Linked DNA regions of Homo sapiens: all the other regions are linked to region 2. A link is a loop called in an ENCODE intact Hi-C map of the cell type or tissue named here. Cell type or tissue: IMR-90. All regions are shown on one strand. Each heading gives the region's core, and the rest is flanking DNA. Links, peaks and the distances in the headings are about the cores only. Region 1 has its middle 66 kb from the start of LINC01765. Region 2 overlaps NGF (nerve growth factor). Region 3 has its middle 46 kb from the start of VANGL1.

The links. A loop is a pair of places that touch in the nucleus more often than their neighbours do. Peaks named below come from ENCODE experiments on the same cell type or tissue, not always from the same donor. Only the 100,000 strongest peaks of a DNase experiment are listed, where the experiment ranks them.
Region 1: it touches region 2 in a loop (2.9-fold over the local background); 5 of 110 quality-filtered maps call a loop at or near these places.
Region 3: it touches region 2 in a loop (8-fold over the local background); 5 of 110 quality-filtered maps call a loop at or near these places.

What each region holds. Positions count from the first base shown.
Region 1 is chr1:115,160,604-115,171,606 of GRCh38, forward strand. No RefSeq gene overlaps it. Among named protein-coding and RNA genes, the nearest start is that of LINC01765, 66 kb to the left of the region's middle. In IMR-90, for the core only: a CTCF peak has its summit at 5,958 (motif pointing left); DNase peaks (open chromatin) are centred at 6,178 and 6,408; H3K27ac peaks cover 383 bases.
Region 2 is chr1:115,326,022-115,337,024 of GRCh38, forward strand. All of the region lies in intron 1 of NGF (nerve growth factor), which reads right to left. The region is part of intron 1 of NGF-AS1 (NGF antisense RNA 1); the gene reads left to right. Among named protein-coding and RNA genes, the nearest start is that of NGF, 6.7 kb to the right of the region's middle. In IMR-90, for the core only: a CTCF peak has its summit at 4,617; DNase peaks (open chromatin) are centred at 4,700, 6,130, 7,250 and 7,560; H3K27ac peaks cover 2,889 bases.
Region 3 is chr1:115,590,641-115,601,643 of GRCh38, forward strand. No RefSeq gene overlaps it. Among named protein-coding and RNA genes, the nearest start is that of VANGL1, 46 kb to the right of the region's middle. RefSeq lists an enhancer at 5,228-5,522. In IMR-90, for the core only: a CTCF peak has its summit at 5,363 (motif pointing left); a DNase peak (open chromatin) is centred at 5,281.

The DNA of each region.
Region 1 (11,003 bases), core at 2,998-7,997, 170 kb before region 2:
AAAATACTTGTAGTTTACACATTTTCATTGTTGTATAATATCCCATCGTACATATACATCATACTTTATACATTTTACTCTTGATGGGCACTTAGGTTGTTTTCAGTTTTAGGTATTATAAATAAAGCCACTATTGAATATTCTTGACCATGTCTCTTGATACTCCTATGCATGCATTTCTGTTGAGTATGTGGCTTGGTTACAGGATATGAGCACTTTCATCTATAATACTTAATGCCAAAGTATTTTCCAAAGTGGCTGTACCAATTTATGCAACAGTGTATGAGAAATTCTGTTTCTCCAAATGCTTGTCATTGCTAATTATTTGTAGTCTTTTAAATTTTGGCCATGCTGGTAGAAATGTAGAGCTACTATCTCATTGTGGTTTTATTTTACATTTCCATAATGACTAATGAGGTTGAACAACTTTTCCTATTTATTAGTCATTTGGGTATTATCCTTTGTGTCTTAGTTCATTCTTGCTGCTATAACAGGAATACCTTAGATTGAATGATTTATAAATAATAGGAATTTATTCCTCATAATTCTGGAGGCTGGAAATTCCAAGATCAAGACACTGGCAGATTTCACGTCTGGTAAAGGCTCATTCTTTGCTTCCAAAAATGGTGCCTTGTTGCTGTGTCCTCATATGGTGGAAGGGAGAGATGGGCAAAAGAGTCTAACTAGTTCCCTTGAATCTTTTATGAGGGTACTAATCCCATCCATGAAGGCAGAGCCCTCATGATTTAATCACCTTCTAAGATCCCGTCTCTTAATACTATCACATTTCATCTTAGGTTCCGATATATGAATTTTAAGTGGGGGACATACCCTCAAACCATAGAAGTTTGTAAAGTGCCTGTTCAAATTTCATGCGCACTTATCTATTGGGCTATTTTTTAAATTCTGAATGTAAACCCTTAGTCAGTTACATAAATTGCTAATACTTTCTTCCACTTTAAGTTTTAGATTTTAGTGGATTTTATCAATCTTTTTCTTTATGGTTGATGCTTGTTTTCCTCCTGTTTAAGAAGTACATTCTTCCTCACAGTCATGAAAATATTATTATATTAATATTTAGAATCTTTATTTTGCTTTTCGTGTTTAAAGTTATATTCTTCTTGGAATTGATTTCTTTATATGGTGTGAGATAAGAGTTAAGTTTATTTTTTTCCATGTGGATATCCAGTCAACTCAGTACCAGTTATTAAAAATATCATATTTTTTCCAGTACATTGCACTGCCATCTTTGTCACAAATCAAGTGTTCCTAGATGTGGGGGTTTTGGAAGTGCTATTTTATTCCATTTGTCTTGTTTGTTTATGCTTGCACAAATACTACTCTTAATTTTTGTGGTTTTATAGTGCATTTGATATTTGAGGAAAAATTTTCCCCATTTGTTTGTCTTTGTCAAGCGTCTTTGTTATCCTTGGTTTTTGTATTTCCATACATGTTTTAAAATTAGCTTGTTAAGTTCCACCAAAAAAATTCCTACTGAGGCTGGGCGCAGTGGCTCACGCCTGTAATCCCAGCACTTTGGGAGGCTGAGGTGGGCGGATCAGGTGGTCAGGAGTTCGAGACCAGCCTGGCCAACATGGCGAAACCCTGTCTCTACTAAAAATACAAAAATTAGCTGGGTTTGGTGGCAGGTGCCTGTAATCCCAGTTACTCAGGAGGCTGAGACAGGACTCAGGAGGCAGAGGTTGCAGTGAGCCAAGATTGTGCCATTGCACTCCAGCCTGGGCAACAAGAGCAAGACTCTGTCTCCAGAAAAAAAAAAAAATTCTACTGAAATTTTTATTGGAACTATGTCGAATTTACAGATCAGTTGCAGAGACTGATAACTTTACAATATTTGTTTTTCCAAGCCATCGAACATGGATTATTATTCCATTTATTTAGGTCTTCTTCAATTGATCGCAATGATGATTTATATCTTTCTCTGTGAAAGGCTTGCCCATTTTTTATTAGAATAATTTCGGGGTATCTAATATTTTTAATGGTTTCATAAATGGCACCCCCTTTTAAATTGAGGTTTAATTTGTAAACAGTAAAATGCATAGATCTTAAGTATGCAGTTTGATGGGATTTTGACAATAGTGTACATTTATGTATACTAGATATGTGTAAGATATATAAATTTTCATGACCCCTGAAAGATTTCTTCTCTTTCTTTGAGTCAATCCCTCCTCCCTCCCTCCTCAGAGGTAACCACTGTTCTATGTTCTTATTTCTTTCACTATAGATTAGTTTTGCCATTCAAAATGTCATAGAAGTGAAATCATGCAGTATGGACTCTGTTGTGTCTGGCTTCTTCAATTCAGCATAAATCTTGAGGTTCACCTATATTATTGTATGTATCAGTAGTTCTATCTTGTATTTTGCTTAGTAGTGTTCAGTTGCATAGATGTCCTACAATTTGTTTTTACATTCTCCTATTGATGAAAATATGGATTGTTTCTAGTTTTTGGCTATTAGAAATAAAGCTTCACTGAACATTCTCGTATAAGTCTTTGTGTGGACATATGTTTTCACTTCTTGTGGGAAAACACCTAGAGATGGAATAGCTGGGTCATAGGTAGGTGTATATTTAACTTTATCAGAAACTACCATATGTATTTCCAAAGTGAATATACCATTTGACATTCCCACCAGCAATATTTGAAGTTTATTTGTTACATATCCTCACCAATATTTGGTATTGTAATTGTTTTTAATTTTAGTCATTCCAGTGGACGTGTTGATATCTTATCATGGTTTTAATTTTGTTTCTCTGATGGCTAATGATCTTGAGTATCTTTTCATGTACTTACTAATCATTTACAGATCATCATTTGTCAAGTATATATTCAAATCTTTTGCCCATTTAAAGAAAAATGGATTGTTTATATTTTTATTGTTGAGTTGCAAGTGTATCAAAAATATATTCTTAACATGTCCTTTGTCAGAAGTTGTGAATATTTCCTTTCAGTCTGTCTTGCTTTTCATTTTTTTCATAGTGCCTTTTGATGAGCAGAAGTTTTTAAATTTTGCTATAATTAATTTATCAAGTTTTGTCTTTTATAATTACTACTTTCTGAGTCCTATCTTTTTTTAGTTATCTAACCAAAGATTGCAAAGCTTTTCTCCTATGTTGTCTTCCAAAAGCTTTATAGTTTTAGCTTTTGCATTTAGTTATGTAATCCATCTATAATCCATTTTATGTATGGGTTGAGGTTCTTTTTTTCAGCTATAGTAGGCGATCTTTCTAGCACCATTTGTTAAAAAGATTTCCCTTTCCTCATTCATCTGTTTTGGCACATTGGTAAAATATTAATTGACCATATAACATGGGTCTATTTTTGGACTCTGCTTATTCTATTGATCTAGTTGACTATCTGTTTATCTTTATGCTACAACACTGTCTTAATCACAGTGGGTTTATAATAAGTCTTGAAGTCATGTAGAGTAAGTTCTCAGAGTTTGTTTTTTCGAAGATTGTTTTGATTATTAATGTTTCCATATAGATTTTAGAATCAGCTTGTCAATTTCTAAAAAAAAAATGTCTTTGAGGATTTTCATTGAGATTGTGTTAAATATACAGGTCAATCTAAGGAAACTGACAAAATATTGAGTCTTTTAAACCATGAACATGGTATACTTCTGTATTTATTTAAAACTTCATTACTTTCTTTCAGTAATGTACAATAGTTTTTTATATGGGACTCTTCCACATGTGGCTTCAAATTTATCTTTGAATGTGTTATGTTTTTGATGCCATTATCAATAATACTTATGATTTCATTTTCCATTTGTTTTGCTAGAACTAAAAATACAACATATTTTAAAAATATTTTGAGCTTATTTATTAATTTGTTATCTACTGCTGTGTAACAAATTACCTCAAAACTTAGCAGCTTAAAAAAATACAACTATTTATAATCTCACAGTTTCTGTGGGTCAGAAATCCAGGAATGACTTAGCTGGCTCAAACTCTCTCATGAGTGGCAGTCAACTGTTGGCCAAGGCTGCAGTTGAATCACAGATTCAACAGGGGCTACAGAATATTCTTTCAAGGTCACTCACATGGCTGTTGGCAGGAGGCTGTAGTTCCTTATCATGTAGTCATCTGCATAAGACTACACGTGACATGGCAGCTGGACTTCCCTGGAGTAAATGATCTGAGAAAGAGAGAGGAAGATAGAGTACCCAAGGCAGAAGTTGCATAACCTAATCTCAGAAATGATATGCTATCATACCTACCCTATACTTAGCCAGACAAACTTTGGTACAATATGGAAGAGGGCCACAAAAGGATGTGAATGCCTGGAAGTGGGAACCATCCTGGAATATCCTGGAGTCCAGCTACCATAGTCTGTTCTCCAGCCCCCAATAACTCATATCTCTCCCACATGCAAAATGTACTCGTCCCATCCCCAGACCCAAAAAAAATTTATCCCGTTACAAAATCAGCTCAGAGTTCAGAATTTCGTCTTCTAAATCAGGTCCAGGTCCTCAGACATAGTTCCCTCAGCACAACTCCATGAGTACAGTTCTTCTCAGTTTGTAGACCAATGAACTTAGGAAACAAGTTATCTGTCCCCTGCACACCCAACATACAATGGTGCCATAGGTAGAGGACAGCCAACATAGACACTCCTGTTTAAAAAGGGAGAAACTGAGGCACAAAAGAATCACTGGTTCATATCAGTTCTGAAATCCAGATAAATGTTGTAAGTTCTATTAGAACTCAATCCTACTTCTGCCTGAAAATTACTCTATAGTTCTTGGTATTGTTCTCTAGATTCTTGGTTCCCTTTTGAATCATCCTTCCTTTCATTATTCATGAAAGGTGTAATGTATTTGCAGCTGACTGATTTTATTTTCAGCCTATTTCTCGCTTATGGAAGTTGGAGGATTCAAAAGTTTCTTTTCATTTTATACCATCTCTGTCACTTTCAATCTGTGTCATGAGTATACCCGGTGATATAAGTCTCTCAAAATCTCTGTGGTCCTCCTGTGAATCTCACTGGGGTTTGCTTCATTAGACAAATTTACACCTACAGATATCTTTGAGATAAATCCTCTCCACGTAAATCTTCTTTTGAGAAGGGTGAGGAACTTAAGCTTTTTAGAACCCTTATTATTTTATATATAGGTGCTGTGAAGCAAAATTTAAAGTCTTTAGCAGGTATTTTGTCTGAGTTAACATATTCTGAAAAACCACCTTTTAACTTAAAAAAGCTTCTAAAAAAGGATTTTATAGTTACACCCTTGGCTTCATCTTTAGAACATTGTTTCTAGAGGGTGTCCTGGATTTGACCTTTGCTTGGGAGCAATTTCTTAATTTTAGTATTGTCTGCCATCTGGAGAGCCTTTGAATCTTCACAACCAGCCAGATCCCATCTTCTTTTGGTTTAATAGTGCTTTCCTTAGCTTCTCTCTCTCCTTTCACATATTAATATAAGCAGCCACAAGAAACCAGATGGCACCCTCAACACTCTGGCTGGAAATCTTAGCTAAATTTTCTACCTTTCACATTACTGCAGGAGACAGTGCTGCTAAACTTTCTGCCATGGCATAACAAGGAGCTCCTGTCTTCAAATTTCCAAGATTTTCCTTTTTTTTTTTTTTTTAAGACCTCACAAACAACCTCTTTAAAGTCTAATTTTACTAACCGCGTGTTCGAGGCAATTTAGGATTTCATTAATGTTTTCCTTAAAGTCCGTATAGCCATTCCATCTTCTGCTCACTGTCTGGTTCAAATGCCAATCCTACATTTTAGATTTTTGTTGTGCTAGCACCCCATTTCCAGGCACTAAAATTTGTATCCGTAGATATAGTAGAAAGTAGACATTTTTAGATTATTAAATGGTGAGTCATTTGACCCACCAAGAAAAAACATATAAAGGAGAGATGCCTTGGCATATACTGCTTCTTTCAATGGATGGTCATCTGGTTCCATCTAGAGTCCCTGAGGTAGTGTGAACCAGACCTGCAAAACTCTAGTGGCCTTGGGAGGAGTTGATGATAAACACATAAGGAAAAATCTAGGTCAGTGCTAAGTGTTTAAGAACACACTCACACACACACACACACACATACACACACACAGAAAGAGAGAGAGAGAGAAACCTAAACTGATCTCATATTACAGATGAGGAAGCTGTGATTCAGAAGGGTAAAGTGACTTGTCCAAGGTCACCATGGCCAATTAATAGTTGAGACAGGAATAAAACCAGTTCTTTTAATTTTCTCCAGTGTTCTTTCCAGGTACCATATGGCCTCAGGCTCCCATCATGTTGCATGCCTTCAACAAAGCATCTCTGCCTGAGAGGTCTCAGTGGCAATGCATGGGAAGAAAACAAAGGGAAGAATGTTGGAGTTTCCTGTTAGAATTTCCTGTTAGAATATTTTACATTCTGAAGTAAGTCAGCTTACTAATGCTTGGACAACTAATGGTGCTCATGGGAACCTTTCCATTGAGAGTCTGAAGATCTGAGAAATTCACTATGACATCTTCAGATACAGAGGTTGATCCCTGGCTCCTTCTCTTGTCTTTGTTTTGGTTTCAGCAGTGATGAAGCAGGAATCTTTAAAAACAGTTTTAATTTTCTTGTTTACTTTTTTCTTTGGAAATAAACTTTTCAGCCCATGTTAACAACAACAACAACAAAAAACTGGATTCTGGACAATTTGGTTCAACTGCCTCGATGAATGGTCGTAAGTGAAAATCAGCCAGTGAACTCCTAGCAGCTCCTGACTTAGAGTTCCAGCTGCCCACTGGACTTTAGGACCCTGGCTCATGGACACCTCAAAATCAACATCTTCCTAACTCAACTTGTTATCTTTCTTTCTTTACCTGCTCCCACTCTTGCATTTTTAAATGCAAGAAAAAAGTGTTGAAAACTTTATTTTCAACGAAAAAATAACCAAGAAAATTAAAACTGTTTTTGAAGATCCATGCTTGTATTTTAGTTGCCCAATACAGAACTTTGGAATTTTCCCTTTTACTTAGACCAAATTCTTTAGAATCTAATTCAGAAAATATTTCTTGAATCTACCCTTTCTTTATATCCCTACTGCTACTACCCTTTTTATGTCTCATTTTGTGCATTCACCTATGAATGGTGTTTATTGCATGCCTATACTATGTAGCACAGGCAATCTGCTCTGTGCTAGGATACAAAGGTGAACAGGACATGATACTTGGGTGCAAGAAACTTAACTCTGTGTGAGGGGTAAAGAAGGAGACAAAAACAAATAATGATGGCAAAATATGATCTTTTTTACATATGCCATTTTTCTCCTGAGCCATTGCAATAGATCTTGACCTCTTTCTGCCTTCTTTCTCTCCCTCTTTATCCATTCTCTTCATTGCTAGCAGAATTACCTTCCTAAAATACAGACTGGATCATGATCACAGTCATCTTTGCCTCCCTGTTGCCTAAAGAATGAAAGCTGTAGTCCTCAGTATGTTGGTTAAGGCCTTTACAAGCAGGCCCAAATCTACCCGTCCACCTCTCCATTCTCTCCCCTTTAGCATTGAACACTATGCTTTAGCCACATATAGACTGCTAGTAGGTCTCCAGTATGCCTCATAAACTCTCACATATCTGCCTTTTATTTTCCTGTCCCTTTAGTCTTGAATGCCCTTCAAATCTCATTCACCCTCTGGCTAGTTCTTACTCATCTTCCAACTCTTACTCATCATTTAAGACTCACCTTCCTCAACTTCCCTACCCCGAGGCAGAATTAATTACATCCTCCTTTTATATACCATAATTATATAATTTATTTCATTATATTATAGATAATTTATAGACGCCGAATACCCTCTTACCACCTACCATAGTTGTCAATATATGTTGAATGATTAAAAAATATAAAATATTGAAAATATACAGTGCACCACTGTAGGAGGTGTTCTTATTTTTACTGGTAATGCCATTGTGAAAAAATAAAAATACTCAGAGTCCCCAAGTGCCTTTCCAGGGTAATAAAAATTCCTGCATTTGGAAATCAAAGGAAGTTTCCATGTCTTTTTTTACCCTGTCTCTTTCACGTAAAGTTTGGGGATACAGGTTGAGACATTTCTGTTAGGTTATACTGAGTTTACGAGGTATAAGATGGGACCAAATGACCTCAAGGATTCCCATCAGAGAAGTACGCAGTGGTGAGAGCGGATTCCTCAGGGATGTGGAGGTCAGGAGAAAGTCCCACTTTCACTTCATGGATGCGGCTGAAGTTCTTTCACAATCTGTTTCATGGTGCTGGTGGTGAGGTATATGCGAATGTGTGTGTGGCAATACTTGGAGATAGTTTGAAACTTAGACATGACATGACCTCGACGTGACTCACTAGTTGCTGTCAGCGCATCTTCCCTAATAACTTGATGAGTAAGTGGCAAAATATCTGGCCTAAGCTCTTTTTCCTACCAAACCCTGCTTTGAGAATGCAAACAAGATGCTTCAGAAAAGAATACGCTCCACATTCAATTAGATAAAGATTTCTCATACATTTGGGAAAAATCACTCAGAAAATTTTCAGCCCTCATTGCAGATTAATCCCCAGAATTTCGTTTTATAGACTATCCACTATTTCAAAACATTTCCCACAGGGAATTCTATCAATGGGTAGTAAGTCTCCAGAAGGTTACAGATAGGAGCTGGAATTCTCTCCTTTTTTTTTTTTTTTTTTTTTTTTTTTTTTTTTTTTTAAAAACTAAATTTCCAAGAACTAGACCAGATGATCCCTAGACGTGGTTTAGTGTTTTGTGTTTTCAGGCTTTTAGTATGTTGGTGCTGGAAGGGACTTAAGGGAACATCTGGTTCAGGCCCCTCACTTTACAAATGGTATCAGGAAAGTTAATGGCTTTTTAAGGTCATCTAGTGTATCAGGAGTGGAGCTAGGACTAGGACTCTCAGGCCCTCTAACCCCTAGCCAATGGATCATCTTTCCTCCATGCCAAGTTAGACACAAGGCAAATTGCTACACAAGATGAAGAGAAATTTTAAAGAAATACAGGCCTTTCAACACCTTGAGTATGGATGTGTACCACTGTTTTCCTGAGACCTGAACTTCACTGTAGGACCACCTCTCAAAGGGAGACTTATAAGAGACTTCTGCTGCCAGCCCTTGTCTTGCACATCATCTTAGAGGACCTGGAGATGTTGATGTGGATAATGGATCAATATTTAACTTATTTAACTTAGATTTTAGGGGCAGGTTAATTCAATGAACTTAATTGGTATTTGCTCTGTCCTCCCATAACAAACAAGAATCTCTAGCGCATCTCCAACTTTCAGCCTCCTTTATCCCTTAATCATTAAAAACTGCTTTCTACTCCCCTGTGAGTGAGTCCTGCTTCCCTCTCTTTCTATCCAGTTCAGGCCCACTCCCACCCTTGCTGCTCCTCAATGGGATGCTTCACCTGAGCCCATGGAGCCCCAGTTCTATTAACGACATATTCCCCTTAACCTTTCCCTAAAGCCCTTTTTCTGCTTCCTTACCACAACAGACTTGCCTTTTCCCTGGATACTGTTCTTGCAATCTTCTTCCACAGAGATTTTCCTTCTTCCATTCCCAGTGGAATAAGGAGGGTGGGTAGAGTGAGTTTCTTCATTTCTTTCAAATTGTGCCCATCAGTCATCCTCAGGCAATCTCAATACATTTACTTTTATTTTGAAGTTTATCAGTGGCTCACTAAGCCTTCTCTAGGAGTCTATTTTTTCCTGTCTCTTTAAACCTTGAACAAATACCTCCACTTCCTCAGGCTTTGTAGATAGCCTCAGTCTTTCTTTTGGAGAACACTGAGGCTTTTCCTTCTATTTCAAAGTTTTGATGTATTTTCACCCTTTAAAAAAGTCTTTCCTCCTGTTTCAGAGAAAAAAGCCAAAACTTTAAGGCCAACTTCCCCATGGTTCCTGGATTCTTGCCCCTTCTTTCTCTTGGACATCAAGACCCACATCTCTGAATTGCATATCTTGGTATTTTCTTTTCACTGCATTCAAACTTTCCTCCCCCATGTGCAACGGAATTATCTAAGGTATTTCAAAATGCAGTATCTTTAGTCTCTTCCAAAAGAGTGCTGTACAGCTAGTGCTCTATCCCCAGTGGCTAAATAAAATTCTTTGGATCTTGTTCCTTTATCCAGATTCAAAGATTTGGATTATAGGTTTCAGGTTCCAAGGTAATTCTTAAGCACAATAAATGTGAGCCTAGAATCATGTGCAGACTTCTCTTACAAAAAATAATCATTCTGTATTAGCTACCTATTGCTGTATAATGAATTATCCTACAATTTGGTGGCTTAAAACAACACTAATTATCTCAGTTTTCTATAGGTCAGGAGACAGCATGTGGCTAAGCCAAGTTCTCTGCTTCCAGGTGTCTCACAGCAGCAGAGTGCTGGCTGTGGTGGCTGTCCTTGTCAAGGCTCAATGAGGGAAGGATCCGCTTCCAAGCACATTCATGTGGTCTGGCAGCTCTCAGTTCCTTGTGGGCTGCTGGTCTGAGGGCCTTATTTCTTTGATGGTTGTTGGCTGAAGGTCATTCTCAATTCCTTACCATATGGGCCTCTCCTTAGGGGAGCTCATAACATGGCAGCTTGCTTCATCTGAGTGAGTAAAACTGAGAAAAATTAGAGAAATGGGGAAAGAAGGAGAGCGCAATCAGACAAAAGTCATGGTCTTTCATAACCCAGTCTCAGACATGTCATCTCATTCATTTTGCCATGTTCTATTTATTAGAAGTGAATCACTAGGTCTGGCCCATACACAAGGGGAGGAGATTAAACAAAGATGTGAGCATTGGGAGGAGGATTATTGGGATCGTTTTAGATGCTGACTGTCATATACCTCAACCCCAAAATCTTTTCTTTAAATGCTGCCCATTTAAGTCGTCAACCTAGTTTTCTCCTTATATTTAGCACTCAGCTTTCTCTGGAGAAGAATATGAACTGGTAGCCTTCACTCCTAACCACATACTCTCTCCTGAACCTATCCCATTGCGGCTTCCACTCT
Region 2 (11,003 bases), core at 2,654-7,653:
GAGATCCAGGCTGGAAATGAACATCCGGAAGTCGTAGATCGTAGCTCATGCCTGGGGAGGATGAGATCATCCAGGAAGAGGGCGATCTAGAAAGGAAAGCTGAGCTCTAGGGCACACCATATTTAGAGGTTCAGAGAATAAGGAGAAGCCAGCAAACGAGGCCAGGGAGGAGGACTAATGAGGGAGAAGGGACATTAGGAGAAGAGACAGGGACATGTGTATTCCTGAGGTGTCCTGGCACTGTTGTTACATCTGCCTTAGACTGAGTAGTTGGGGAGCTCCTCAGGCATTCGTTTGTGTTCAATGGTGGTGGCAATGGTACTGAACTACTATAAGGTACTATATCCAAGTTTTAGACAACCAAACGATTGAGCAAAAGCCACCTTGGTTAATCTTTAAGAAATAAGTGGTACTGATACCACTTTATAGCCGAAGAAACTGAAAATGAGGGCACTATAGCAACTCGCTTTCCATCACATGCACTTTAAGCACGACTCCTGGGACTGGAACCTTGGAAAGCCTGTTTCCACATTCATGCTTTTTCTGTGGTGTTCTTGGCCTCTGCCTCACAAGGTTCCGCTCAATGCCTGGCACAGACCTCCATTCTGACCATGGCAGGAATACCTCATCTCTGCTCAAGTTTATGTGAGTGCATCTACATCTGCTACTGCGTTTGGAATGGACCAGGAGGAGCCAGAACTGCTCAATACCAGGGCAAGTGACTGTCAAGATCCCTCATGCAACTAAGGCCAGAACCAGCACGAGCACCTGGAGTTTCACACTCCTGGTCCAGGTTTTCCCATCTTACCTTCTGTGTCTACAACCAAGATGTTTCCCCATCCATCAACCATATCCAGTGCAACAGCCCTAATAGATATGCAGGGGAAGTAGCATTATTCTCATTTTCCAGATTAAGAAACAGAGGCTCAGAGAGGTTCTGTAATTTGCCTAAATTATACCACTAGTAAGATTCTGAATCAGGAATAAATTCCTCATCTCCTAAATCTAGGTATTACTGAGCTGAAATAATCTATCCCTGACTTAGCCATTAGTTTTTATTTCTTACATAATAACTTTCCCAAACCATAAAAGAAAGAAGATACAAACAAACTTTTCTAAACACCAGTATTGCCGGTCAGAATTCTGTAATAGGTTCATAGTCGTTTAAGAAGTCAAAATGACTGGAAGATGAACATTTTGTGCACCATGTCAACTTAAAATTATTATTTTTTGGCTTAATCATAAAGATGCTTTAAAAAGAACCTTTGAAACATATTTGTGTTGCTTTATGAAGCTCTCTGCTTTCTGACATCTCCTGCTCTTTTTTGGAAAAGTTCAAAAACAGCACTTGAAAACCCCACCCCCAAAATATTTTCTTTCATTTCCAAGACACAGAGATGCTGACACATGGGCATGAAATCTGAAGTCAAGCTTTGGAGTCTGACCTCTTCAAAACAGAAAATGAAAACATTTCTAGTGTTCACACTTTCCCTGTGAAAACACAAACACAACACTCTTGAACACAGGTGAAAGGAAAGGTAATTCGTTTCATGCGTAAGAAACATTCTTAGTGGTGTGTCATTTCAGGGGCAATTGATTCCATTTGTCATTGCAATTTTCAGAAAGGGTGGAAATACACTCTCCCCGCCACCTTTTCAGCACAAAAAAAGTAAGTCAGCCTTTGCTTTTTCCTTTAAAAACAGGTGCAACAGCAATGAATTTAAACATCTCTCTGCTGGCTTGTTTGCAGTCCACTCCAGCTCCCTGGTGCTTGGCTCAATATCATTCACCTGCTTGGGAGGTGGGGGCAGGGCATGATGTGACAAATGTCTCTCTTCTGCTATAAATATTATTTGAAATGGACAACTGGCTTGGCGACATTAATTTTACAGGCAATAGTGGAATAAGCGGTGGAGAGAAGAGGATACACTTAAAAAGATGAACATTATCCCTAGAAGCAGGTCTCTTTTCTCGCCTTCTGTCCCACTACCTTGCAACCTCAAATAGAGATATCTTAGCTGCCTAAAAAGCAGCATTAAATCTTTGGTCTGGACAGGAATTCAGCATTTGAGAGGAGATGTCACTAATAATCCTCTCTGAGTACTAGCGGTGAAAATGGGGCCCAGTGGGAGGGCATTTTACTAGGGAGAGAGTTGGAATGAGCCCTGGGGGAACAAGGGTGAATACAGAATGGGGGCAGGCTAAGCTTCCATGAGAACTAAGAGGTAGGCAGTTTGTCATCACTGATCTGTCCTCAGAGGCTACATTAGCCAGGCTCTCAAGAAAATTGGGACATGTCACCTTTGTGGCCCTAAGGTAGAATCTTGGTGTGGGTCACTCTTTCATGTGCCCTCCACTGGGAACCAAAGGTCTGAGGTCAGTGATAGATTGCCCATTGGGTTGAGGGCTGGAGTTAGGATCAGGGTTTACCTGAAGGTGTCAGCTCCAGCATTCACATTAAGAGCCTTTAAACTGTTTATACCAGGGGAGAAATTGAAACCCTCTGCATTGTGGCAGCCTGGAGCCTCGCTCAGGAGAAAATGTTAGACTCTCTGCTCTGGGCAGAAACTTCTTTAGAATTTTGACAATATCAACATTTTAATGGTATCTTAGCCCTGTTGTTCTTATAAAAATATACTGAAGGGGAAGGATATGATTTTGTGGGATCAGAAGCTCCTGCCAAAGTCACTGAACCCACACTAGGACCAAAGCGTTTACCCCAGTGGCAAGGCCATGAAAGGCCATGCTACCCAATGTCAGTGCCCAGTGACAGGGAGGAGGATGTCTTGTGCCCCTTGGACAATTACTGTTATGGTCATGCTTGGGGAAGAGAATCAAAGAAAGATGGCTTTGCAAGCATGAAATGGGAGAAAGACAGTGCAGAAGGTGGGGCCAAAGACAGGATACGATTATTGTTGCTTCTTTGCTGTGTTTGCCAGAGAAAAAGCAAACCTTAGGGATAAAAACATTGTCAATAGTTCTGATGAGGTTGAGTAGTTACAATGAAGATAAGAAAGAGGGAAGAGGAAGAGGTAGAAGAGGAAAAGAAGAGGAGAAGGAAGTAGAAAGAGGAAGGGAGAAGGGAAAAGAAGAGGAGGAGGAAGAAGAAGAGAAGGAGAGGAAGAAGAGAAGGAGGAGGAATGGGCAAGGGGAAGGCAGATGATGACAGCAGCTCTCACTTACTGAGGGTGTCCTTGGTGGCAGGCACAGAACTTCATAGTATGTACTTCATACATCTATGTATGTACTTCACAGATGTACTTCATACACTTTGTCACTTAATCTACACAACAGCTATACAAGAGAGAAACTAGTCTCACCTTACAGATGAGGACATTGTTGCTTAGAGAACAAAAGTTACCCAAGATCACACAACTGCAAATCACAGAGTTGGGACTTAACCCCAAGCTTGCCTGGCTTCAGAGCCATCCGCTGTTCGAAATCATGCTGTTGTCTATGCCAGTGGCTTTCACACTTTTTTTGACTATGACTTATAGTAAAAAAAATGCATTTTCCATCATGAGCCAGTTTGCATATATATGTATATGTACATACATACAGTACAACTAAAACAAAAGTTTCATAAAAATTTTCCCTTGCTATATCCAATGCATATTAATTTTTGAAAATGTTACTCTATGCTCTTTCATTTTTTTCCCTAATGAGAGTTGCACACTAAGTTGATTTCACAACCTGTATTTTGTTTTCTTTTTTCTTTCTTTCTTTTTTTTTTTTTTTTTTTTTGGAGGCAGGGTCTCACTTATCTTGCCCAGGCTAGAGTGCAGTGGCATGATCATGGCTCACTGCAGCCTCAACCTTCTGGGCTCAAGTGATTCTCCCACCTTAATCTGCTTAGTAGCTAGGACTTACAGGTGTATGTCACCATGCCTGGCTAATTTTTTTATTTTTATTTTTGTACAGATGGGGTCTCACTTTGTTGCTCAGGATGGCCTTAAACTCCTGTCCTCAAGTGATCCTCCCGCCTCAGCCCCCTAAGTGCTGGGATTACAGGCATGGGCCACACACCCGGCCTTCAACTTGTAAAAACATTTTCTGTTCTCTGCTCTATGGCAGTTGATTAGAAGTGTCCTTGAACTCCTGCTTGATCTTAGTGGATGCTGGGCAGCATCTCGCTTCTGAGGCATGCAGCTAATTGTGTACTCTGGACCATCCCTCTGGCAAGAGGACATCATTAATAAAATATTTCAGAAATTACAAATATCTGACAAAGCCATTTGCTTGGAAAAGAGTCAGTCCAGGAAACCATCCAGAATATATAATCACTCATCTCAGGCACTGACTGCTAATATTTTAGGCAATTGATGTATGCTTTAGCAAAAGAAACTATTTTCTCTGTTTTCAGAACCTAAAGAAGTCATCTGTTCTGAAAGGCTACACACAGTCGCCATCTAACAATAAATGGTAAAAGAAAAGAAACATGCAAGGTGTTGTGGTGACTCTATCAATCCACCCTCCAGAGTAGTGCTGTCTTTCTCAATTTGGGGTGAATACAACCAGGATCTGAAATTAGATTGCTTTTCAGAGGAGCATGTACATCTCCACCCTGGTTTGGGATTTCAGGGATGATTTTGTTTCAGCAGCTAGGGGCAGTGGCAGGTTGGTTGAATCACATTTAGGTCATGGAAAGTGAAGTCTGATCAGGTGGCTCAGCTCGAGTCAGCCCTGATGGGCTGTGGACTCGGTGACTTCACTCCAAGCAATGTGCACGCTAATTGAGAAAACATGTTCCTGTGATGGCCTCATGCAAAAATCCAGATTTACGAATTTTTTTTATTCCTAAGAATTCCTTAAATATTTGCCGTGCGTGTCTATACAGCCTCCTGGAGTACTTCTCCTTACTGAGTAGGGTTGTGATTTCTGCTGTGGCCCAGGTCAGGCTTTTAAAGGGTGGGATTCTGACAAAGGGCAACTGGGCAAGCAGCCACAGGCCTCGGGGAGAAGCAAGAAGAGGGCAGCAGAGGAGAAAAATAACCCAGACCTCCTGTGCTTTTCCTGGGGCAGAAAAAGCAATTCAAAATCCTTGAAAAGCAATTGTCTGCAATGTCAATGAGGGGGTCCACATCGGGAAGGGGCCTCAGCTTACTGGGCATTGGCTATATTCCAGACTCTGAGGTAAGAACTTTCCAGCACTCTCTCCTTTCCCCTTCACAATTGCCCTCAAAAATCAGTTGGCATCATGATTCCCTTTTACAGATGAAGAAACTGAGGCTTACAGGGGTTAAGTAATGTGCTCACAGAGCTAATGAGAAGTGAACTTGGACCTAAATCCAGTTCTATCTGTGTGCCAGGACTCCTGTAAAATCCTACCTGCCTATGGGACAGCCCCTCACTGCCCTCCGAGGAGCCTCCCTGAAAGCCTTCTTGACATCCAGACCTGTCCCTCTTGGAGGTCATATATTCACAGAATTAGTACTTCCACTAGTTCCAGTTTTGATACTGCTTGCAATTGCTCCATGTGTTAATTCACATAAGAAGATTAAAAAGCCTGCAGACAAATTTTGTTTGGTCTGTACCCATGTGTGGAAAGTGAAGAAATTTCAGAGTTTTGGCTTTTCAGTCTCAAAGTTTTGGCTTTTCTTGAAAAGTTCTTGAAGAGATCTGTATTGGACCTATAATCCTTTACAGCAATGGTTGGCCTGTCCCTTAACAATGAGGCATAGCCTCTCTAGTTTTTCACAGCCCCAGCAATCTCTGGCCTCAGCTCATTTATATTCTCTCATGAGCCACTAAGCCTTTTAGTTATGACTCCTGAGCAAGCTCCTTGGGGCAGGATCATGATTTATATTTATTTTGAGTCCCCAGAGTGCCCAGTGTCCCAGGTAGCATATTAATAAGGATGCTAATTGAGAGAAGAAAATCTATCCAGTAGCCTCATACATGGTGGGCCCCCTCCCCTGTGGGGCGAGGACAATCTTCCCCTTTAACCACAGGTTCTATGTAATTCAGCAACAGCTGCTTAACCCTTGGCTCTTGGTCTGGGAGAGCAGAAATGCCCCACTGCCATAGCAAAATTCACTTTCTCTTTCTTTTCTTGTAAACTTGAAGAATTCCTAAGACATTTAAAATCCTAAAGACACAGAGGAGTTGTTACGTGGAGTAAGGAAGCAAAACATTCTTAAAGCTGCAAGCAAACATGGTCATTCTCAAGAAATGCCTTATTTAGAGAGCATTGCATAACATTTCTGAAATAAGAGTCTGAGGAGAAGTTTGCCTCTGAAAGAAAATTACAGGAGAACCTCCGTGAGTCTTCTCTTACCCAGACATTACAAGGCGAAGATAAATCGCAAGATGAAATGTTTGGTTAAAATTCTATCAAAATGAGAATGTTAACTACAGAAGGTCAAAATATCAGTGAGTAAATTCCTAGAGAAGTCTTCAATGCAACCAAAAAGATTTCTCCTCCCAAAACAGAAAAGCTATATATGCACAGATACATTAAAAACATACAAAAAAGATGTTATCCTACCTGAAATTAAAAAAAAACAACTATGAAGTGGGGGCTCCCCTCAGATCAGCCCTTCCAAGGGAGAACGTGAGGGGAGGAAGCTCATGTTCGTTGGTGCCCCCCTCATGCCAGGCCTGTGCTGCTGTTTTGCCTATGCCTTCCCACTTAATGTGCACAACAGCCAGATGACAGCATAGCTACTACTAATATCTTTGTCTTACAGATGAGAAAACTTAGGGACAGGAGAGGCCCTCCTATGTCTCCACTTTCCTGGAGTACCCCGTCCTTCCCCCTGCTTATCTAGTCCAGCACCTCTCAGGCAGCTAGAAACAGTGTGACTTCTTTTTCTGAAAGTGTTCTCCATAATCCAAAGGGAGCCTGTCCCACTTGGCATCACTCATACACAATGGGGGTTCAATACATATCCATAGTGATGAGGCAGTACCTCAATCGTTGACCTCTCAGCCAGGTCTGCTCAGATCCAAAAATGGGTTGGCATTTCACTAGACTGAGCAAGTGAGACATGCAAGTCACTCCATTACTAATGAGGGTTGTAATCCATCTGTAATGATGAAGAACTGAAGTCAGGACAGTCTCCCCCACCCCCTAACCTGGGCAAGGGCTGAGCTCTTGAGACCATCCTCCCTGGGCTCACTTAGCAACTGCACACAGAGGGGAGGTGACCTATACCACCAACTCTGACTACTGAAGGAGCAGCCAAAGGAAATGGGAAAATCAGCCCATCTGTACTGACAACAAATACTTCGTGGTTATTGGGAAACTGTTCCTGTAGTAGTGGATTGAAATTGCCCAATGTGGAAGGGCTTCTGTGTGAAACTTGGGTGGTTCATTCCCACTGATTTCATAGCCAGCTTCTTTCATTCGCAGGGCTCTCCACCTGCAGAAGCCACCACAGGCGGTGCCAAAAGTGCCAAAACATCTCAATCTGCTTAGCCCAGTGGTGGATTTTCAGGGAAATCCTGACTGTCTGACTCTGACTAATAGTACTACTAAAAAAAAAAAAAAAAAAAAAAAGACTTCCCGCACGTGAATGCGTTGGCTACAGTCTTAGGCAATTCAAAAGCATTGTTGCTAGTTCCACCTGACAGATTTCATCATCAGATCAACCTCATTTGGGGAGGGAGCTCCTTAAGACTTTCTTTCTTTCTCTTTCTTTCTTTCTTTCTTTCTTTCTTTCTTTCTTTCTTTCTTTCTTTCTTTCTTTCTTTTCTTTCTTTCCTTCTTTCTTTCTTTCTTCCTTCCTCCCTCCCCCCTCTCTCTCTTTCTTCATTCCTTCCTTTCTTTTCTTTCTTTCTTTCTCTTTTTCTTTCTTTCTCTCTTCTCTCTCTCTTTCTTTTCTTTTCTTTCTTTTTTTTCCCTCATTTGAAATCAGCGCCAAGCTCTGCAGTTCCTTTTCACTCCTACTTGTAATGAGTTGGGCATGAGTAGAAAGCATGTGTTCCTATAATACCCTCCTACCCTCTGAAGACATTATTCATTTTAACCCTAGGTACTATAAATAAACAAATAGTTCTATTTTCTGTCCCCCAATGAGACCTTGAAGCAGAGGTGAGAATAATGAGCTATTCTACTTGAGAATAAACCCAGTGCCACAAGCACCATCCCTCGAGTGTAGTGTTGCTAGCCTACTTTTTTTCAAGGAAATGTCACGTTATCAATTCTCATTTATTTTCACAGCTTGGGCACAGTTGTATTAATTCGATGTCAATGTGCACTCATGTTGTATTAAGTGCGGTCAGTGTTGGGGGCTTCTGCTTCAGGGAAGGAACCTCCTGATGCCAGAGTGTGATCCACTTAGCAAAGGAGGGAAGGATTTCCTCCCAGTGCTGCAGACTCCACAGGCATGCAGTCTGCCTGTGTTTTTAATAACATATGGCAGAGTAGGAAGCTGCCATGCTCTAATAGCACCTGTCCCTTCACCTTACTCTTTCTGATTTTCTTTTCCCATGGGTCATTTGTAGTCCACTTCACTCACAAAAGGCAAAGGATGACACTTGGTGGGACTACAGCACTGAGGTCCCTGCCGATGGTGGCCTAGAGTCTGATTTGCTGGCTCTTGGAGGATGAAGCCCAGGAATTGACTTCTGGAGCCCCAGTTTGATGATTAACCACAGAAACCCCAACAATAGGGCCCTTATTGGTAATTTCCAAAAGACTTCTCAACTGGGAGCAGCATTATCTTTGAATACACTTAGCCCTTTATGAGGGGCATTTGAGGTTGTCACTATGACTTCTGACATTTAGGAGGTGAGGCAGGAATACTAAACTATCTGCACTGTGCAGATTGGTCACACTTAACCAAGAATTGTCCCAAAATGCTGACAGCTCCATTCAGAAACAATATAAATCCAATATACTTGCCTAATGAGTTGGGAAAGTGAGGCCTGAGAAGCTTAGCGACTTGCTCAAGGTCACAAAGCTACTTCCCTTCCTTTCTCACAAGTGAGGAAACTGTAACAGGAAGTTTACCCAAAATATAGGAGAAGAATATCAAGGGATCATCCTAACATTTTAATCTGATTCCTACTGTGTCCTAGTCTGAGGCCTCAAAAGCATGTAAAGTAGCCCAGAGAGGAGCAATGAAAACATCACGAACCACCAGAAAGTCTTCTCCATTGCATGTTTTCATTCTTCTGGTCTTCACTAAACTTTGTGGCTGAAGGTTTATTCTCCTCGGCTCAAATAGTGACGTTTCTATGCTTCTGCACAGCCTAATAAAAGACCGAGGACCCCAAAGCCTCAGTTTCTCCATTCACATATCAGCCTCAGGATCATCCTGGCCTTACTGCTATTTGGAGTTAGGATCTTAACTATTTTCCCACTGTTATCAAGCGATGTCTCATGGGAATGGATTGGGGAAGGGTCTTTCATCCTCATTTATTTACCCAATGCCAGTGTACACTGTTTTCTCAAAATGGTCCACCACAGAAGTGATTTCTCAGAACTGGCTAAGCCTGAGAGCTGATGGTTTGTGAGATCAGCTAGTGAAAGAAACACACAGGAACTCTTTCTGTGTCACAGAAAGGTGTTTTCTGGGAGCATGGGTTGTTTGCACACAGATATCCAGAGATTTTATGCAAGCCGTCAGCAAACCTTCCACTGCTTCCTGAGATCAGAGAATTTGCTGCCAGCAAAGGTCTCTTAAGGCTTGCTCTAGACTCTGAAGTCAGTGAAAGTTCTTACTTGGAAAAGGTAAATGGCTGGGCCTCTGCTCCCAGGTCTGGCACTGACATCTGCTTGGGGATCTGGGCCTTGGCCCTACTCCATGCCCAGTAGAGAAGAGCAGTGGCTGAATCTCTGTGTAGTTTCCCTGCTGCTCTGATGCAGGGTACTGCAGTAAAGCACTCCATCAATGAGCAGCAGGAGTGCTCAGCACTCTTTAAAAAGTAAAGTTGTGTGATTTTTTTCATCAGTTTATTCTCGGTAATGATGAGAAACTTCCCTCGGGCTCCAGCCCTGCCCTGCCCTACCCTACTCTCCCTGCTGATGTCGGCAACCAGGGCCCCCTTCTTGTCCAAGGCACAGATTTCTCCCTGAAAGAGAATGAGAGTGTGAAGCCTCATTCCTTGCTCCCACTGGCCCTTGGGGCAGGAGAGTTGTGGGGTGGGCAATAGGAGAAGGCAAGAACCTCATTCCTTGGTACAGGTTAAAAGTAGGGAAAGAGTCACCAATACCGGGATGACTGCCCTGAGTGGGCCCAGTTCATTTCTCTGGTGGGCCTGGGCTGCTGTTGGAAATGCAGTGGTGCCAGCAGCTGGTTCTAAAATCCTCTGAGGTGCTCCTATACTTCTGTCAAATTAGTGTTCTCATGCCCCAGTGATCTTGGCTTCCCATTTTTGGTGCTTCCTTTTTCCCTTCACCTGCATAAAGATGTTGGGGAAAGAGTGGGGTAGGAGTTTGGCAACATGTGGCATTAACCCTATCCCCCTTCAACAAGAGGAATGTTCACTTTCTGTGTGAGTCAATTCCAGCTAGGCCAGTCTCAGCCCCCAGACCCGCCTGTCTCCTCTGACCCTCTGGAAACACTGCCCATCATGAATTGACATTTGGGTTGCTCAGGTTGACGTATGACTTATTCAACAAAAGAGACCCATCAGGTTTGATACAGCCTTTCTTCTTTCTTCTGTGACTCTGCAGAGGGAGAAAGTTTCAGACATTCAGGAGGAAACTGTAAACACAGGATAAGAAGGGCTGGCAGGGGCCAATGGCTGCTGCCCTTCTGCACTGCCTCGAGAAGGGGAAAGATTCCCTTCCAGCAGACTTAACTGACGGCTTCAAGAGTTTGAGGACCCTGGAGAGAAGTTACTGATGGGGTCTCCACTGTCATTTCTGCATTTGCAGAGTGCAGCTGGCTGTGCATGGATTGGGGAGGAGGGGACTGGCACTGGCAGTGGGTGTGCCCAGAGGATGGAGCCAGAACAATTAATCAAGTGACTTTTCTACAGGATTTCCATTGGCCTTGGATGACAGATGGGGCAGAGGCACCCAGGAGAGCACTATTTTGGTTTCCAGCTGG
Region 3 (11,003 bases), core at 3,290-8,289, 270 kb after region 2:
CTGGGAAAACTGACCTCATACCCTTGTCTATGCAGTCCCTGTACAGGGTTCCTGATCTGTGGTAAGTAAAGAATATCACTTTTTGACAGGCCCAGGAGCTCCAAGTTTATCTTGGGACCTTAAGAAAAGAGGATTACCCAACTCACAGGTACTCAAGGAAAAAAAACCAATGGCTGGGCTTGGCTTTAAAAGGTCTTATCTGAGATTCCTTGTGGAACAGAGTTTCATCAAAGCCAATCTAAAATCCTTATGTAGAAATAATTATTATTGCTGCACTTTATACAAATAATCAGGCCAAGTGTAAGACTAACTTCTATTTTGCAAAGAAGTCAGTCCTATCATGATTTGTTTTTGTAACAAAAATGAGGACTGGAGAGAAAGAAATTATATTTCAAAACTTATCATACATTTGTCATTAGATTCTAGACTCATTAGCTGTTTTTTAAGTTTTGGCCTACACTTTAGACTAACTCTGCTTCTTCCTGTGAACCAACTAGCAATTTCTGGCTGCAGCTCAGAAAGAACAAAAGGGATGGATGATATAAAAATCTGGATCAATATTCTAGTTCTGAGTAATCATCCTGCTAATCCTGCCAGATGATGTGAATAAATAGGGTGCCCATCACCCGGAGGTTTCCTTTTTGGGAAAGTAAGACCAAGGGTGCTGACCAAAGTCAGGCCCCATGCACCCAAATCTTAGCAAGCATAACTACAGCCACCAGTTATCTGGGCATGTCACAAAACATCCTTTTCTCTTTCTTGTTGGAGGAGGACACAATTCCACAGCTTCACCTTAGCATTCAGCATATGATAAGGAGTCCATACAACCCTCCCATCTCCCCACCACAAGACACATTTTTGTACTGAACTCAATTCCAAGCTTTTGGTCAAAGCCCTAGAAATGAAAATTGGATCTGAGGGATCCAGAGGCAGACAATAATGGAGGTTAAAAGGCAGAGTACAGGTAAGTGTGACTGATTCCTGCCAATTAAGCCAAGCTTCCCATTTCATGGATAAAGGTCACACTAGTGTCCATTGCATAAATGAAATCTAGGGAATTCAAAGGCTACTGACAACAGGAGAGATTCAGTGTACGTGGGTAAGAGCAGATACTCCCACCCCTTAGGCCCCTCTGTTAACATGGGTGAAAGCCACTTTGACACCCATGGGCAGCACCCTGTCACGGTCACTGGGACTTGGTGATAAAAGGATGGTGAAAAGAAAGAGGAATGCCTCATTTTCCCTCCCTCATGTACCCCAGGTATTCATTAGGAAGAGAAGGGAGCCAGGGATGCCTTGCTCCCCATTCTTCTAGATGAATAGCCGTTCATCTTCAGTCTGTACCCCTTTTGAATGCATCCTGAACCCCTGGGACTCCTTTGAAAAAAAAATTCTTCTTTTTTCCTTTCTCCTCTTCCCTCTCTTCACTGATAAGTAACTGTGTCTCCATACTATGGGACACTCCTTTGGATGCATCCTCCAAAGTAGGAAAAGTTAATTTCCCAAACCTTAAACTGGTTAGAATTGGGCTAGGGGAAGGGAACCCAGAAACCTGACATGCCAGAAAAAAGGTAAATTTTTTTTCCAGTCAAGTTTTTGCCCCCTTCCCATCCCTGTACAAACTGGTAAAAGGCCCTGGAATTTTTTAGCTCTCCTTAACCAGCACCCCTTTTGTTTCATTTTGATACATGTCTTCTAATAACCCAGTTTGTCTCTTCTCACCTTCAGGCCATCAAACTCCAAACAGTCATGCAACCAGAGCCTTGGATGATGGCCTCTTCTGCCAGGGACCCTTAGATAGGCCTCTGAGGGAGATCTGACTGCTGTTTTCCCAAAACAGCACCCCCTGTCAGCAGGAAGGAGTTAAGATCAATCTTCATGCTTATCCTTATCCTTATTCTAACAGCAGTTAAAGGTGCTTCTTTAGAAGGGGTAATGATAGAGACAGGAGGCAGCCAAGGGTTCCCTGCACTCCCCAGCAAACCCCGCCTTCAAGCCTAAAATAGCCTGAAGGCTGAAAAACCAGACTGCCAGTTCTGGATGAAGCTCGCCCTTTCCCAGTTTATTCTTTCTGAATAATGCCCACCTGTGCAGTAGGAGGATGGGGTGCAACCTCAGGAAATTTGTGCCATTTGCAGTGGGGAGGAGCCTGGCCTTTCCTGTTCCTGTGTGGTGACCAAGGACTCAATCTATGAGACGGGAAACGTGCTAGCAGAACTCTGTCACTTTGCTGAGAGTTATTTTTTCTTTTTCCTTTTTGCCCTATAAATTCCATTTTCCTCACCCTTCTGTTGTGTTCGCAAGCCTAATCTTTCCTGGTCATGTGACAAGAGCCCAGTTTTAGCTGAACTAAGGAGAAAGTTCTGCAACAGTAGTATGCTGTTTCCTCTGCCTAAAATCTCTACTTAAACCTCTCCATCAGAAGGATTTCCACACCAAACCAAAACATCCTTCCAGACCCAGCTCAAATGCCTCCTCGGGGAAGCCTTCCCTCATTCCTTCTCTATCCAGAAGACCTCTCCCTCTGAGATTCTCAATGCACTTGCATGTTTTTAGTTATCTTGAGAGGCTGAAGGCAAAGAGCAGCACATGACACAACACAGGAGCTGAAAATAGGATGACTGAATGAATGACCAAGTAATGAATGAATGGCTAAGTGATAGATGAATGAATTAATGAAGAGATGGCTTGTGCTAAGAGAAGAGATAGCATTTGAATTGAGATTTCAAGAGGGATCAGATTTTCAAACCAGGAATAAGGTAGGTCAAGTTTAGGCTCTTGACAATGCTACACCTCTTAGCCTCGTAGCATTGACCCACTCACGATCTGCTTGCTGGCAGAGAGATTGTCCCACTTCTCCCAAAAATAAGGTTATGAAACCCTAGTGCTACAAGCTTGGGAGGCAGATCTGGGCTGGAATCCTCCATCCCTTTCTCTGGGGTGAGCCAGCAAGTTTACCTAATCTCTCTTAGCCCTCAATTTTCCTTATCTATGGAGTGAGAAAAACAGTATCCAAATTCTAGTTTGGTTGTTAGGATTTAAGTAGATAATGTCTGTAAAACATTTAGCTCTGTTACTGGCACAAAGTAAATGGTAGCTATTATATTATTATCATCACTTCCTCCCTGGGATCCCCAGGGCCTATGATGTTAGTAAGTGAAAGAGCTGCCTGACCTGGTTGCTGCCCTTTGACACATTTTGAATCCCCAGTGACTGCTTCTACTTGCCAAGCTTTTACCTCCAGAAGTCAGGGCCCATGATTTGTGATTTTTCCCCAGCTAGGTGTATGTGTTTTGGGGACCCTGAGGACCTGGGTGCCCCAGGTGACTGAGCCCAGCCTAGGAGTTTATTCCTGGAGAAGGCTCTGCAGTGACCCCAGTGCTTTCTGTGTGTGGATTTTGGCGGGGCAGCTGCTGCTGAGCCCAGGAAAGCTGGGCTGTGAGACCTGGCCCCTCTTGGGTGGACCACAGCCTCCTTGTGTGTCAGAGAAGAGCTGGCCCACCCACCTAGAGAAAGTGAAGGGAAAGCTGGGCTGCTCCAAGTCCAGGCCAGACCAGAATTTATTGTGTGGGTTTCTCTTAACCCAAAAGGTTTCCTTAGCGAGGAGAGGAGGGGAGGGGAGAGGAGGAGCTACAAGCTAAGACTCTTCTACCCAAGCACCTGCTCCATGTTGGATTCTTTGGGATCCTCTACAGCAGGGCCTTTCACGATTTGAGAATGGCCCAGTTCTCTTCTGTCTGTTGAAGCTTCTGCTACATTTTAAAGAAATGGATAAAAGCTATAACGGGATCATAAAAAGGGCAATTTATAAATTATTAATTAATGTTTTTGACAAAAAATGTATAACTGTATAATCACATTGGGAGAAAGTATAGGGCTCACATTTCAGGCTTTCTGGGCAGGGGAGACTCGGGCCCTCCTAGCCCTGCGCCTGCACACCTGGCTGTCTGATGTGGCCCTCCAGGTGGCGATGGACATGAGGGAACATGTGGTATGTCTGAGGAGAGCAGGCTGTGAATGTGAGAAGAAGGGAACTGGCTGTAGCAATACAAGGTGGGTGCCCCTGGATCTGGGTGTGAGGACTCAAGGACCCCAGTCCTTCCTTCCACAGCCTTCCCCAGCCTTGGAACCACTCCAGGCCTGTCTCCTGTTAGTTTGTAAGTGGTCGTTTCCTTGACTCTGGGAACGCAACCAAGTCCCGTTATTGCAGGATGGATTCCCACACCCTGCCCTGGGCCCCAGGAGTGCTGCTGTCCCTACCTGGACTATGGGTTGCTTTCTGGGGCCCTGAATATGGGAAGAGCAAGACTGAGGCATAGGGACCTGAGGAAAGAGAGGGTAGCCAGAATAACCATAAGGATTGTCTCAGGGCCTAGAGAATCTCTGTGTCGAGAAAAGCAGAAGTGATGCCCCTTGGGCTTTGTGTTAGGCGGATGGGTTGGGGGCAGCTGGGTGGGCTCGCCAGTCTAACCAGGCACAGAGCTGACTTGCTTCCTCTCAGACCCTGTGGCTATCTCTGGTCCAGAGAATCCAGTAGAAGCCTTTGTGCTTGTCCAGAGGCCCAGTGGCCCCCAGGTCTTCCTCTTCACTCCCCAGTCCCCCTCCATCAGCACTTCTCTGCCTAAGGAGCTCCAATAGTCTGATACCAAAGGGCCAGAAGATGCAGGTCCTCAATGCCAGGCAAGGGGTGCGACTTCTCAACAGTAGTGCTTGAAGCTCCAGCATGGATATGTGCAGATTGGTAGGAGGTCATGGAGACTCGGAGGTGCATGCAAGTCGTTGCTGTGGAAACAGCTCAAGTGTGAGGCGCTGGGGGCCAAGGGGGAAAGCAGCGGGTGGAGGAAGGGTCAGCTTCTAGTTCTGTGAGAGGCTGGGAGACTGTTTGAGCCTGGAGACAGGCGGCAGGCAGAGCCAGTGTTAGGCACCATTGCAGCACCATCAGGTCTCCTAGGACAGAAGAAGGGATTGCTTCTGTCCTCTCTGAAGATACCCTGACTGGGAACGGTGGTGGTCTGGGATGTGGGGGGACCCCTGGCCTCTTACAGCTCTGCCCCTGACTCGGTCTTGGGAAATCCACACCATTACTTCCCAAGACTGCCTGCTGGATCACTGTGGCTCAAAATGGGTGGCTTTGCAGAGAATTCTCCTTATTTACGCTCTGCCAATAACTGGAGCCTCTTCCAGGCAGACCATTGTGGGGGTGACTGATAGTGCCAGTGACTACAGTTTAGTCAGCCTGCTAGCTCTGTATTTCACTCCCCTTGAGGAGGTGCTGGCAGAAATCCCAGGAGCCCCATGAGGCTTCCTTTTCTATGCTGGCTGAGGAAGCCACAGCACTGGAAAATTACTGTAAATGTGCGTCTGGCGCCACCTAGTGATCGAGGCCCTCCTGCACCCTGTCAGACAGCTCTCTCAGGAAAGCAGTTTGCCTTCTTGCAGTGCACACTTCCTCAGGCTTTGGTGTGTGTGACGGTCACCTAGGATGCTTGTCAAAAATGAGGACTCCTGGCCGGGCGCAGTGACTCATGGCTGTAATCTCAGTACTTTGGGAGGCCGAAACAGGAGGATCGTTTGAACCCAGGAGTTCAAGACCACCCTGGGTGACATGGTGAGATCCCCCACAAAAATTCCTGGGCTCCAGACCCTGAGGTTTTAACTTAGTTTGTCTGGGGAGGAATCTAATAATGTGTTTTCCTAACTAGTATCTCAGGAATTTGTAAGGCAAGTCTCTGGACTACATTTTGAGAACCAGTCTCTTGAAGGACCATGCCTCTTAAGTGTCTGCTTTGCACAGATCATTATGTGCACTCACTGAGTTTTGAGAACTGTACTGAACACTCCTAAATCTGTATCTTTAGGCAAAGTCTCTTGAGTTTCAGCTGCTATTTTTTGACTGGTTGCTTTCTGTCTCCAGAACAGACGCACAGAATTATCATGGCCAGCTCTGAATTTTTAATCTCTTTACATCATCCCAAACCGCCAAATAACCCTTGTATTAGTCAGGGTTCTCCAGACAAACAGGATGTACATATATTTGGAAAGAGATTTATTAGAAAGAATGGGCTCATGTAATGATGGAGGCTGAGGGGTCCCAGGATCTGCAGTCAACAAGATGGAGACCCAGGAGAGCTGATGGTTGAGTTCTCATCCAAAAGCCAGAAGGCTTGAGACCCAAGAAGAACTGATATTTCAGTGCAAATATAAAGGCAGGGAAAGTTTGTGTCCTGGCTCAAGGCAGTCAGGCAGGAGGATTTCCCTCTTAAAGGAGGGGCAGACATTTTGTACTAATCAGGCCTTCAACTCATTGGATGAAGGCCACTCACAATTAGGGAGCGCAATTTGCTTTATTCAGTCTACTGATTCAAATGTTAATCTCTTCCAAAAACACCTTCACAGACAGTCCCAGAGATAATGTTTGACCAACTTGACCCCATGGCCAAGTCAAGCTGACACAAAAAATTAACCAGCACAAGTCTACTCCTTCTCAACTTGGCATGCATATGCATGTACTTGAACCATGCTAATCTCCAAACAAAGATGGTAACATGGTCATAATTTCACCTACACTGATACAACTGTCCTTTGTACAACAGAAAACACAATAAACCCTTCCACAGAGGAAGAAGCAATGTCTTTGAGCTATGTTCACTCTTCTCTGTGACATACCAAAACTTAAATACTATCATATAAAATTAGCAATACTTAAATACTATGACATAAAGTTAATACATCTTATGTTACATGATAAGGGGAAAAGAGGAGGAAAACAAAGATATTCAACACACACACACACACACACACACACACACACACGCATATGCACACGTATACATATCTTGTTACCTTCTTCCACTACCCATTACATATTTCCCTTATCTTCAGCAAGCACCTCAGCTGTTTGTGGTTCTTTACCTGGTGGGGTGATATAAACCTTTTGTCTGAAGGGTTTGAGCCATTAATAATCTTGTCTGAATTGCGTTGTTTTGCTTTTCCATTGACCTTCATCACAGAGCATGATAATACTAAGAGATATCCTAAGGGATCTACTATATTCCAGAATACTCCTCTTTACCTTCACTGTGGAGCAGTAGTCCAATTTCCCCTTGGTGTCCAGATTGATCATCCCAGCTGACACTGTAACTTCCTTCTTGGGCTGTTGACTTGGAGGAGCGCAACGTGTCTGAGTGTCATTCTTAACTTCCAGTTCAATAGAACCATTGTTGTGTCTCTTGGTGAAGCATTCCTCCCTTTGGAACAAACATCTCTTAGCCACCTGAGCATAAGGCCATAGGAACAGGAAGCAAACATTTTGCTAGTGGGTCATTAAGGGTAGTACTGAGTAGTGTCACTCCCATTTTCATCCCTTGATTCCTGAACCTATAAATCCTGGCTATGAGAAAAAGAGCACCATGTACTAGATGCTGATTCAGAGCATATATAGCTTTGTGGAAAACCTTGCCCTAACCCTGAAAGGTATTGCCACCTAGCTGGCACTGCAACTGAATCTTCAAAAGGCCATTCCACTGTTCTATCAAGCCAGCTGATTAAGGATGGTAGAAAACATGGTGAGACCATTGAGTTCCATGAGCGTGCACCCACTGCCCCACTTCTTCCTGCCTGACTGCTTTTGTACTGAAACACTGTTTTTGTTTTTTTGTTTTCTACCTTCAAACTCTAACTCAAACATTGGCTCTTCCTGGGTCTCAAGCCTGCCAGCCTTTGGACTAGAACTACACCATCAGCTCTCCTGAGTTCCAGCTTGCTCACTGCAGATCTTAGAATTTGTCAGTCTTCATAATTGCATGAGCTAATTTCCTATAATAAATAAACAAAGAAACAATCTCCCACAGAACTCTGACAAATGCAGATTTTGGTACTGACAGTAATGTTTGACCAATTGTCTGGGCAACCCATGGTGCAGTCAGGTTGACACATAAAATTAACAATCATAACTTTTTTGCTTTCATTTAGCTGTTTTAGGAACCATCATATTCCCAGTCACCAAACTAGAAAGCAGGGAATTATCCTTGAGTCTGTCTTCTTCCTTACTTCCCCATAGCTATTCAGTGATTTATGCTGATTTTGCCTCACAGAACTCTGTCTTCTCCTCTCTATCCCGCCTACTATTTGAGTTCAGGCCTTTCTCCATTATTTCATAGATATTTCGATTGCCTCCTAACTGGTTTTACTGATTCTCTCTTGCCCCTTCTTAAATCCATGCTTGATACACTAGCCAAAGGGATATATTTGTTGGTTCACTGTTTAAAACACCTCAATAGTTTCCCATCTCCTAGAGCAGGAATTGGCAACGTTTTCCTATAAAAAGGCACATGGTAAATATTTTAGGCTTTGCAAACCATATGGCTTCAGTCACAACTACTCAGTTCTACTGTTTTAGAATTAACAAAAGCAATATCCAAAATAGAAAAATTCACTGGATGGGTGTAATAGGAAAATGAGATGTCAGAAGAAAGAATGAGTAAACAAATTATCCAATCTTAAGAAAAGAGAGAGGCCAGGTACTGTGGCTCATGCCTGTAATCCCAGCATTTTGGGAGGCTGAGGCAGGAGGACTGCTTAATCACTAAAGTTTGAGACCAGCCTAGGGAACAAATTGAGACCCTTTCTCTACAAAAAAATAGAAAAATTAGCTGGTTGTGGTGGCACATGCCTGCAATCCCAGTTAATCAGGGTCTGAGGCCTGAGGTTTGATTGATCCCAGGAGGTCAAGGCTGCAGCAAGCTGTGATTGTGCTACTGCACTCCAGCCTGGGTCACAGAGGGAGACCCCATCTCAAAAACAAAAAAGAAAAGAAAAAACAGAGAAGAAAAGATATTATAAAGTGAATGGAGCCCCAAGTACCTGTGAGCCAATGACATGGAAGTTCTAACAGAGTGGCGAGTCGCAGAAAGAGAGGAAAACAAGATAGGGGAGGGTAGAGTATATGTGTGTGTGTATGTGTGTGGCAAAAACTTCACAAATTTGATGAAAGACAAAGCTTAAACTGGATAAACTCTAAGAAAACTATATCTATACACATCACAAGCTGCTGAAAACCAAAGATAAAGGAAAAAATCTTGAAAACACCACATTATATATAGAAGAATGATTCAAATGACTATGGAGTTTTCATCAAAAAACCTTGGAGACCAGAAGGCACATCTTTAAAGTGATTTTTTGAAATGACAATCCAGAATTCTATATTGAGGAAAATATCTTTGAGAAATGATAGCAAAATATAGTCATTATCAGGTAAAGGAAAACTAAGAATTTGTCATAAGTCAACCTGCTCTAAAGTAAATGCTAGAAGAAGTTATTTGGTCTAAAGACTAATGACACCAGAGCAAACTTTGGAACTTTAGGAATGAAGAACTAAGAAAAAAGTAAAATATGGGTAAATACAATAGATTACTTTTCTTCTCTTAATTTCTTTAACATAAGTATGAATGTTTAAAGCAAAAATTATAACATTGGTTGGGTTTCCAATATACATGGATGAGATATATATGAAAATTATTTTTTAATGGGAGTTAAGGGATTTATATGGTTGTAAGACTTCTACATTTTACTTAAAGTAGTAAAATATTAACTCTATGTAGACTATAAAAGGAGACAAAAACAAATCATTAGGGATAAATTTAAAATAATAAAAAATAAGTCAGATAAAATATTACATTACATATACATAGTCTAAATACTTCTATTTGTTTGTTTGTTTGTTTGTTTGTTTGTTTGTTTTAAAATAGAGATGAGGTCTCGCTATGTTGACCAGACTGGTCTCAAACTCCTAGCCTCAAGCCATTCTCTCATTTTGGCCTCCCAAAGTGCTGGGATTACAGGCATAACCCACCATGCCTGGCCTAAATATATCTACTTAAAGATCAAAATTTTCCAGATTAAATTTTAAAATCAAGATCCAGGCCTAGTGCAGTGGCTCATGCCTGTAATCCCAGCATTTTGGGAGGCCAAGGTGAGAGGATCATTTGAGCCCAGGAGTTTGAGACCAGCCTCAGCCACATAGTGAGACCTTGTTTCTTTGAAAAATTTAAAAATTAGCAGAGGATGATGGTGCACACCTGTAGTCCCAGGTACTCAGGAGGCTGAGATGGGAGGATTGCTTAAGCTTGGGAAGCAGAGGCTACAGTGAGCTGAGATCATGCCACCGCACTTGAGCCTGGGTGACAGAGTAAGACCTTGTCTCAAAAAAAAAGCAAGACCCAATTAATGTTGTCTACAAGAAAATCACTTTAAATATAAAAGCATAGACAGATTAAAGGTCAAGGGATAGAAGAAATATATCATGCAAACACTAATGAAAGTGGCTATATTAATGTCAGACAAAGTAAACTTCAGAACAAAGAATAATACCAGGGATGAAGAGGGTGATCACATAATGATTAACAGGTTATTAATTCACCAAAAATATATAACAATCTTAAATGTGTATGCACCTAATAACAGATCTTCAAAATATAGGAGGCAAAAACTGACAGAAGTGAAAAGATAAATCAACAAACCCACAATTACAGTTGCAGATTTCAACATTAACCTCTCAGTAATGATAAAACAAATAGAAAATCAGCAATGGTACAGAAAACCTGAAGAAGCTGGGAGCAGTGGCTCATGCCTGTAATCCCAACACTTTGGGAGGTTGAGGGGGGCGGATTACCTGAGGTCAGGAGTTCGAGACCAGCCTGGTCAACATGGTGAAACCCTGTCTCTACTAAAAATACAAAAATTAGCTAGGTGTGGTGGCGGGTGCCTGTAATCCCAGCTACTCGGGAGGCTGAGGGAGGAGGATCACTTGAACCTGGGAGGTGGTGGTTGCAGTGAGCTGAGAACCTGTCATTGCACTCTAGCCTGGACAACAAGAGTGAAACTCTGTCTCAAGGAAAAAAAAAAAAAAGGAAGAAAGAAAGAAAGAAAGACCTGAACAATGCTATTGAAACAACTTTACCTAACTGACATTGATAGAATGCCCCACAAAAGACAACAGCATAATA